Linked DNA regions of Homo sapiens: region 1 is linked to region 2. A link is a contact called in ENCODE Hi-C data. All regions are on one chromosome and are shown on one strand. The core of a region is the stretch at or near the end of the contact, and the rest is flanking DNA. Distances in the headings are between cores, read along the strand shown.

Evidence for each region. A loop is a pair of places that touch in the nucleus more often than their neighbours do. Pooled maps may share reads with other maps.
Region 1: a map of posterior cingulate gyrus shows a loop between it and region 2 (6-fold over the local background). The contact joins the promoter of APOOL here to the promoter of RPS6KA6 in region 2. A Hi-C loop is called at or near these places in 1 of 168 maps with a recorded cell type or tissue (posterior cingulate gyrus), 5 of 37 single-sample maps with no recorded cell type and 3 of 50 pooled maps.

The regions. Positions count from the first base shown.
Region 1 is chrX:85,000,830-85,005,516 of GRCh38, forward strand. It overlaps APOOL (apolipoprotein O like), which reads left to right and starts at 3,048. Exons shown (of 9, transcript NM_198450.6): 1 at 3,048-3,098. The coding sequence starts at 3,084.
Region 2 is chrX:84,184,921-84,189,735 of GRCh38, forward strand. It overlaps RPS6KA6 (ribosomal protein S6 kinase A6), which reads right to left and starts at 3,279. Exons shown (of 22, transcript NM_014496.5): 1 at 2,899-3,279. The coding sequence starts at 2,979.

The DNA.
Region 1 (4,687 bases), core at 1,798-4,297, 820 kb after region 2:
ATGGTATCTCATTGTGATTTTGATTTACATTTCTCTAATGATCACTGATATTTAACTTTTTTTCATATGCTTGTTGGCCGCATGTATATCTCCTTTTGAGAAGTGTCTGTTCATGTCCTTTGCCCACTTTTTAATGGGGTTGTTTGATTTTCTTGTAAATTTGTTTAAATTCCTTACAGAAGCTGGATATTATTTTCTCCCATTCTGTAGGCTATCTGTTTATTGATGGTTTCTTTTGCTGTGCAGAAGCTCTTTAGTTTAATTAGATCCCATTTGTCAGTTTTTGCTTTTGTTGCAATGATTTTGGTGTCTTTGTCATGAAATCTTTGCTAGTTCCTGTGTCCAGAATGGCATTGCCTAGGTTGTCTTTCAGGGTTTTTATAGTTTTGAGTTTTACATTTAAGTCTTTAATCTATCTTGAGTTAATTTTTTATTATAGTATAAGGAAGGGGTCCAGTTTCAGTCTTCTGCCTATGGCTCACCAGTTTTCCCAGCACCATTTATTGAATAGGGAGTCCATTATTGGGTATATACCCAAAGGAATATAAGTCATTCTACTATAAAGACACATGCATGGGTCTGCTCATTACAGCACTATTCTCACTAGCAAAGACATTGACTCAACCTAAATGCCCATCAACAGTAGACTGGATAAAGAAAATGTGATACATATATACCATGGAATACTATGCAGCCATCAAAAACATAAAAAAGAATAAGATCATATCCTTGGCAGCACCATGGGTGGAGCTGGAAGCCATTATCCTCAGTGAACTAGTGCAGGAACAGAAAACCAAATACTGCAGGTTCTGACTTATAAGTGGGAACTAAATGGTGAGTATGCATAGACATAAAGATGGAAACAATAGACACTGGGGCCTACTTGACGGTGGAAGGTGGAAGGAATGTGAGGATTGAAAAACTACCTATCAAGTGCTATGCTTATTACCTGGGTGAGGAAATAATCTGTATGTCAAACCCACTTGACATGCAATTTTCCTGTATAACAAACCGGCACATGTACCCAAACCCAAAATAAAAGTTAAAGTTGGAAAAGAAGCAACAACAACAACTACAACAACAAAACATGGGTGTTATTGAAATTCCTGAAATTTTTGGGAAATAAGATTGTTATAAATTTATTCTAAGCTTATTCACAATTTTAAGACTTTTCTTATTTGCCTGTTGATTATTGTGAAATAAACCTGACTGATATTAAAATCAATAAAAAGTGTGCATCAATCAGTTATGAACAAAGTTAGCTTGACAAATCTAGGTATACCATTTATTTAATATGCAGAAATGTTAAATTTGGATGAAATTATTGACAAATACACAGAGGTTAAGGCTCAAAAACAGAAACTGTAATATTATTATTCATTCCTGTGGCAGACCACTATGTAGATATAAGTATTTTTCCTTTGAAAAATACATTAATGCAATTAAAACACCTTGATCCATTTTTTTCCTTTTTTGGTTCTGTACTATTTATTTTGCATTTTATTTTTATATTGGCATATATATGTATGTATATGTTTATATTAAGTTCAATAAAAGAAAATAGTCACTCAATGTTTCTTTTGTAGCCAGTATTATTAGTTTCATTTCATCATTATTTCTTAAAATAATTTTGTCATTTACAGGACAGTTCTGTTAAAAAGGATCTGTTTTGGGTATGAAATGTGATAGGTATCAACTAATGCCTAGTATATAGTTTGCACATAATAAATATTTGTTGATTGAATGAATGAATACATGAATTAATATTGGGACTGTTAATGGGCATATTATGAGCATCTTCTTTCCTCAGAATCCTTCAGGGAGGCCTACAGCAGACCTTGCTCCTGTTGTGAATATTGCAATATACCCTTAGTATATTCTCCTGATAGCACCAAAATCATCCTTTAAAAATGTAAATTAGATCACATCACACCTTTGCTCAAAATCCTCCAATGATTTCCCATCTTATTCAGCATAAAATCCAAATTTATTTTGGCGGCACGAAAGCCCCTACACTGTGTTACTTCGCTACCTCTGAAATTATTGCTCCAGCCTCACTGGACTTTTTCATTGCTGTTCCTTCCGTATGCAACCCTCTTCTCTAAATTCCTCCAGGACTTTTATCAAATGAGCTTATCAGAGTCTTTCTCTCATTGATATAAACCAGTAAACTCCCACCTCATTCCCATACTGTTTTATTTTCCTTCATAGCATTTGTCTCTTTTTTAAAATTTATTATTTATTTTTATTTATTTATTTATTTTTTTGAGACGGAGTCTCGCTCTGTCGCCCAGGCTGAAGTGCAGTGGCGCGATCTCCGCTTACTGCAAGCTCCGCCTCCCGGGTTCACGCCAGTCTCCTGCCTCAGCCTCCCGAGTAGCTGGGACTGCAGGCGCCCGCTACTACGCCCGGCTAATTTTTTTTGTACTTTTAGTAGAGACGGAGTTTCACCGTGTTAGCCAGGATGGTCTCGATCTCCTGACCTCGTGATCCGCCCGTCTCGGCCTCCCAAAGTGCCAGGATTACAGGCGTGAGCCACCGCGCCGGCCTCATTTGTCTCTTTTACTCCTGTAATCATAAGCTCTGTGAGGAAGCCACTATGTTTTGTCTATGCCCCGAACAACTGCCCGGCACAGAGTATGCTCTCCGTGACTTAGTTTTAGAATGAATGAACTTACCCATGTTTCGCAGAGGTAATAAGTTGTTTTTCTTACTATATAATTAATTATTAAAGCAGCTACATTTGGGTATTAAGTCCTTATCTGGACATATCACATATGCCCGAAACAAAATAATTAAAAGTTCTGCACCCAGGAAAATAACTCCCAACTGGACTATTGATAATGTTCTGGAAGGCTTTATCTGGGACCGGGAGGGTCAACCACAGGGGTGAACAGTTTCTCCAGAAGACAGCTGACCGAAACCGCAGCAGTTGCCAAGGCGGCTGGAGGAGGGCGGAGAAAAGGCGGTAACTGGCAGGCAAGGGGCGTAACGGGGTGGGGCTGTCCTAAGGGAAGCCTAGTCGAACTGATTTGTCCCTCTCTGCTCTCCGTCTGAAAACCTTGGCCGAAAGGGTTGTAGACATGGCGGCCATCAGGGTAAGCGAAAACCAACTTGCTTAATTTCTGTGGGTGCCGATAGCATCCCGGTAACTGTAAAAGGGATCCTACTAACTTCTGAAGGAGCCCTGAAACAAGGGGCAGGGTGGAGGTGGGTTTTGAGATAATTGCAATCTTTATCGTTTGAAGCCTCAAGACACCTGCCTTTCCCCATTAGGGTTTTATCAGCCTGGGACGCTGCTCCCTCAATCCCCTGTGGTTGTCGATTTACACAGTGGCACAGTACAAAACTGGGAAACGGCTGGGTGAAAATGGCTGGCCAGGCGACGAGCCGCAGTAGACGTTTCGGTCTTCAGCTGCAATAAAGAGAAAAATATATATATAAACTTGGCATTTGTCTCGGCGCACAGGGCAAGGCCACATGACCCTATGGAAGGACTTTGTTGAAACATTTGGGGTGAAACTGACCAGGATAGAGAGGTCCCATAGTCTTTCAGCAGTGCGCTGGTTTACACATAGTGTTGTTGCTTTCTGTGCTCGAATAACCTGTTCCTTTCGAGTTTTACGCTTGGGAAAGGTGCCTTTACTTGGGAGTCCGTGTACAGTGAGTGACTCAGCTGGCAGCTTGCTGCAGTTCCCTAAGTAGTGTTTAATAATGGTAGTCTACAGATATTTACGTAGCGGGTTTTAATTGTAAAATATTCTGTTAGGCTTGCAGGAGATACAGTATGAATAATTCAGTTCCGCTGAAGTTTTAAGTCGGCAGCGTCTACAGTTCTGGTTCTCATACTTCATCTGAGTTATTTGAACAACCTCCTACCTGAACTTGCCACCTCAAGCCTGGCTCTCATGTAATCTGTTTTCCTCTGTGTTGCCAGAGTACATCTACCAAAATGCAAATTTGATTTTTGCCTCCCCCCGCATTTAAAAAATTTTATGGGCATGTCATCATCTCCCCTCTGGGGTCAGGCCATACTCTTATGTCTAGAACATCTGATTTTACCTAGACTTTCCAGCCTCATCTCTTGTCACTCAGGAACCCTCCTCCTGTCGATACTGAGCTGCTTGCTTGACCCCGCCATGCTTTTTTACGTGCTCTTTCTCTGGGCCTAAAGTGCCTTTTCCCATGCTTATCTAGTTGTATTTATAGTTCATTCATTCATTCAGCAGCTATTTGTGTACAGCCTCCCCATATGCAAAACACAAAAATGCCTTGTTTAATAGTGTCCTTGATCTCCCCAGTCTATTTTATTTTATTTTATTTTTTATTTTTGAGACGGAGTCTCTCTCTGTCTCCCAGGCTTGAGTGCAGTGGCGCGATCTCAGCTCACTGCAACCTCCACCTCCCGGGTTCAGGCGATTCTCCTGCCTCAGTCTCCTGAGTAGCTGGGACTACAGGCGCATGCCAACCATGCCCGGCTAAATTTTTTTATTTTTATTTTTTAGTAGAGACGGGGTTTCACCATGTTGGTCACGCTGGTCTCGAACTCCTGACCTCGTGATTCACCCCCCCCCCCCCCCGGGCCTCCCAAAGTACTGGGATTACAGGCGTGAGCCACCACGCCCGGTCCTCGCCAGTCTATTTTAATAACTCTTGTTTGTGCTCCCAGAGGACTCTGGGCACACTC
Region 2 (4,815 bases), core at 2,029-4,528:
TATGAAATGTGAAAATTACATCATCAACTTGATAAAGAAGCACTTGGTTCCTCACCAAAAAACAAACAACTAAGCGAACAAACTGTAACATGCATGGCATTAAATCATGAAAAGTTCACATTAGTCAAACAGGTTGTTCTTTATGATCCTTGCCCAGGAATGACCAATACCCATCCCATCTCAAGTAAAACCTCTTTCTTGATCCTGACAGAATCCAGTCAAAAGCTTAAATTGTGACTGCGTGAGGGGTGATGCCCTTTGAAGTTCCTATTCCCAGTAGACCTCATTGAGACAGTCCCTGCAAGAGCTCTCACAATCAGTTTCTTGCTTACCCTATTTCCCCTCTTCTAAGAACTCTCTTCCCAGAAACCAAAAGATTCCAGGTTTCCCCTTTTCAGGCCCATTCTCTACCTCTCACTGGAACCAAGCTAGTTATTGGTTGAAACCTGACACATTTCACCACAGAACAATTTTACAAACAGTGGTTAGGCTCGGCATCATTATACCTCGCTATTATGTACTGATCTAAAAATATAAGTACCCTTAATAAGTTTTTCCTGTGGGAAAACATGTTAAGAGTCTCAAACAACCAATTTACACACTTCTGAATGATAATTCAAAGGTTAACAACTGTCCATGCAAGCAAGACAGGTAAAAGATACAAAAAGACTCCAAAATATATGGTAGTGTCTATAATCTTTAATCTTACCAGATTCAACACACACAGAAATGGACGGAAATTATTTCTTTTGACATTAAAGTTAACAGATTCTTACCTACATTTTCTTTAAGGATTCTAGCACATTTTAAAAATATATATTCTACAACAAAAACACTCTTAGTCCTAAAATTATCACAATTGAGGGTTGTAGAGCTTGTACTCAAAATTAGCATTTTTAAAGCCAACATCAACAAATTTGTAATTAAAATATAAATTATCAAAAGTAAACTTGTTTACTTCTTATCAAAAGAATATAATTAAAAACAAACAAACTCTTCTAAGTACTAAGTGGGTCTGTTCAAATGTAGCATTTAGTTTTCACCTATAATATTTTTTATTAAGTAACTTGCAGGGTTAAATCTAACCAATCATAACTGTTTTAGAGAAAGAAGGCAGAAATACTATCTTCACCACATTACCTTCACCTTTCGTTTTACTTCATAGGGATTAACAATTTCCACTCGAGTATTTTTCCAAATTGCTGAGGTAGAGAGACCCATTGTTAAATCTCTACAATACCTAAAACATACTGCAAACAATAAAAAAACCATATGTGGTAATTACAATTTAAAACATACTACATTCAAAGTTAACAGAAATAATAAAATAGTAGGCATGCAAAAGGATTCCCACCTCCCATCCCATCCTTATATCAAAGCATTTAACTGTTTTTATAAACTAAATGCCTATAAGTTCAGTAAGTTACATACATGAATATAACAAAGTTCCTCTCCCCTTCAATAGACTTGCTAGACAATTGTGCAAACAGTTAGCATTCCCACATTTCAACAAGAAAGGAACGCCTATTCATTTATCTTGTTCTTACGAGATGTAAAATATTAAAACGTATATTGGAATTGCTTGGTTTACTAGTAAAATATTTCCTGTAAGTATAGAGGGTTCAGATTTAGGGTACTTCTGAATTTATTTCCACTATATTCCTTACCACATGTTATTCTAGCATGTAATCTTAACCCCAGTTTAGTTGATAAATAACAAAAAAATTTAAAGAAAAAAAAACAAGGTAATCATACAACAGCCAAATGTGTATTTTTTTTAAATGGAGCAAGTACTTGAAGACAAAGTTGCACCCTTTAGATGTCGAGGATTGAGAGTCTTACCTCAAAATATCCTACTGTGAATCAATTTCACCAACTATTTTTAGGAGGTGTATGGTGGCCTCTACTGGAGTAGTACGCAGTCGATTAAGTTATCAGAAAAGGATCCAACTTTCTATCACAAAAGACACGTTTTTGTGTTTAAATGCTGCCCGCTTTTATAACAACAATAAAAACAAAGCACCTGTGTACATCTAAGTTCTCACTGCACAGCTGACCAAAGCCCAACCAGAACAGTTTCAGAGTAAGAAGAGTGGGAAGAGAGGTGAACCAAAGTATTTTGGTTGAACCTCGCTAAGTCTTACCAAAGATTCGACTTATTTATAAGGGCTGGGGTTTACTTTGCGTCTTCTTTTACAGACCAACGGGGCAGGGACAGCGGTTGTGGAAAGGAGAAGGGGTGGAGCAAGAGTGCAGTAGAATCAAGGGGACCTGAGAGGAAGCAGTAGAACATCACCTGAAACCTGGCGACTGGAGATAGGTCGCCAGTGTATCTCGACATGGGTCATTACAAGGAACCATAACAAGCCACAGAGAAACGAGAAAGCTGTTACCAGGGAACACTCGTGCCTATGTGCAAATGTCCCCAGAGTTACTTAGTCACCTTGGTGTGTTTGTTGCACTGGGTTCGTAAAGCGTCCGGGGTTCAACAGCGAGCTGGAGTCCGCAGCTGTCCCCCAAAATGTTCCCAGCCAGCAAACTAGGCGCGGCGGAGAAAAAGGGACGCGCGGAGTCAGGCACAGCACCCCGCCAGTCCCCCAGTTCCCCTTCGGGTCGGAAAGTGAAGAAACTTAGTCACAACAACTCTGGCGTGGCCCGCCAGGCAGGCGCTCCGCCCAAGGCCGAGCCCGGGCCCAGGCTGCACTCACTCCGCAAGCCCGAGCCCGCCGTCTCATCCCCGCCCGCTCCCCAGCGAAAGGGCAGTGGAGGCAGCATCAAGGGGGCTTGCCCGGGAGCCCGCTTCCCGGCCCTACGCCTCTCCTCTCTCCGTCCCCAGCCAAGGTCTTGAGGGGAAGGAGGCGGGGGTTGGCTCCAGCCCGTCTTGGCCACCACACTAACCTCGCCGCTGCTCGCGCCGCCGCCGCTGAACACTTCCATTTCTCGGTCCCAGGGCTCGTCCTGAGGAGCGAATGGTAGCATCTCCCCTTCAGGAGCACTCAAACAGGAGCTGCCGCCTACCGCTGGCGCGGCCGCGCATCCTGTCTATTGAACTGGCCCGCCGCCGCCGCCGCCGCCGCCGCCGCCGCCGCGACCCCCAGCCCCGCCTTCAGCGAGCGCTGCCCTCGCCGCCGGGTCTCTCAGAGGCTGGGAGCTGGGGGTCGCCGCCGCCGCCGCCCGGTGATTCCCATAGAGAAGACAACTCTGTGCTGCCTCTCCAAGAGCTGCCGCTCGGCTCGCGCTCACCACTGCCACCACAACGACAGCCGCTCGGTGGTGACTCCCCCAACACCCCACTTCCTCGGGTCCCCTCCCCGCTCCCTGCTCTGTCAATATGGCGGCAGCGGCGGCGTTACCTGTGCGGCGCCTGGACCCCCCCACGGCGGCGGCACAGCGGCGTCACCCAAACGTCAATGGAGATTCCCCAGCTTGGGGTGAAGGGGGCGGGATAGAGGGGCGGGGTGGATGCGGGGGACCGCGTGGTGGGTGGTGGGATAGAGGGGAGGGGGGCGTGCTGGGCTGGGGAGGCGACTGAACAGTAGTAAAAGCCCCTGCTAGCGCCTCGGTAAACCTGCCCACTCCACGGAGCATGCGCAGCGCTCTTCACACATGCTCAGCAGGCCCTCTCAAGTCCACGGAGCAGCATTGCTGGCGGGCGGCAGGATTCTCAAAAAGGATGCTGGAACTGGGGGACCCTCCAGAGCACTTGAGGAATCAGGGTAAGGGTAGGACTCCAAGAGTATCTCTTTGCAGGGCTCACGAAGAGCAGGTGTCTTATATGCCAAACCACGCCCATTTCGATACTTAGTGACAAATACTAGGGCAGGGATTTTAGTACATCATACATTATCCTCCTAGAAGGTAAAGGCAGGATAACCCCCATTTAAAAAAATAAATATACCTGTCCTCTCTAGCCCCCACCTTACTTGTCCCTCTCAGGATGCTCCTGCTGGTTGCCTTCACACTATTGATAACACACAATGTTTCTCTTCACACATGCACACACACAGGCAAACATATGCCACTTAATGAACTCCACTTGTGGCAACAAAGGCATGATTCCGAAGCTAGCCCATCCTCCAGCCCCCTCTGAGAATGTTGGGTCTGTAGTGACAATAATCATAGTTTTTAGTACCTTCTTCAAAGCGAGCTTTACTACTTCGCTACTCTAAGCCACACATTGTACTGGGAGCTGGCGATATAACAGAGATAAAGTATAATCTTATACGGGGGATAATCAAGATGCTTCTCATCAAAACACTTCAGAGCTGAAAGTTTAAAAGTTATTCCACATTTGACACTTCAAAGACTTAAAAGAGCAACTGTAACAGCGGCTAAACCAACTCAGGACCTTGGAGAGGTTTCTAACGTTCATAAAAGGCACACCACCCCCTTTACCCTTCTACACCTAGGGCTGTTGACCTATGCCCTCCATTTATTTCATCATCTGGTCTCAAGAGCTAATGAAGCAAAGCTGGCCACAGAGATTGCACTGAATTACAAACAAGGATAACTGATAATGTCCTCTCACTTACTCTGCTGAAAATCTCGAGGAGAAAGTGAGCTTAACGAACAGGGTTCTCTAAAAGTCAAAGCTTCGAAAGTAGTGGGTGCATGGGGCTATAAATCGTGAAAATGTGTGAGAGTGTGTGTGTCTGTGTGTGCACGCACACACCCATAAACTCATATTTGGCTGAACTGACAGTATTAACTAGGGCCAACTTTTTTTCTTTTTCTTTTTTTTTTTTTTTTTTTTGAGACAGAGTCTCATTCTGTTGCCCAGGCTGGAGTGCAGTGGCGCGATCTTGGCTCACTGCA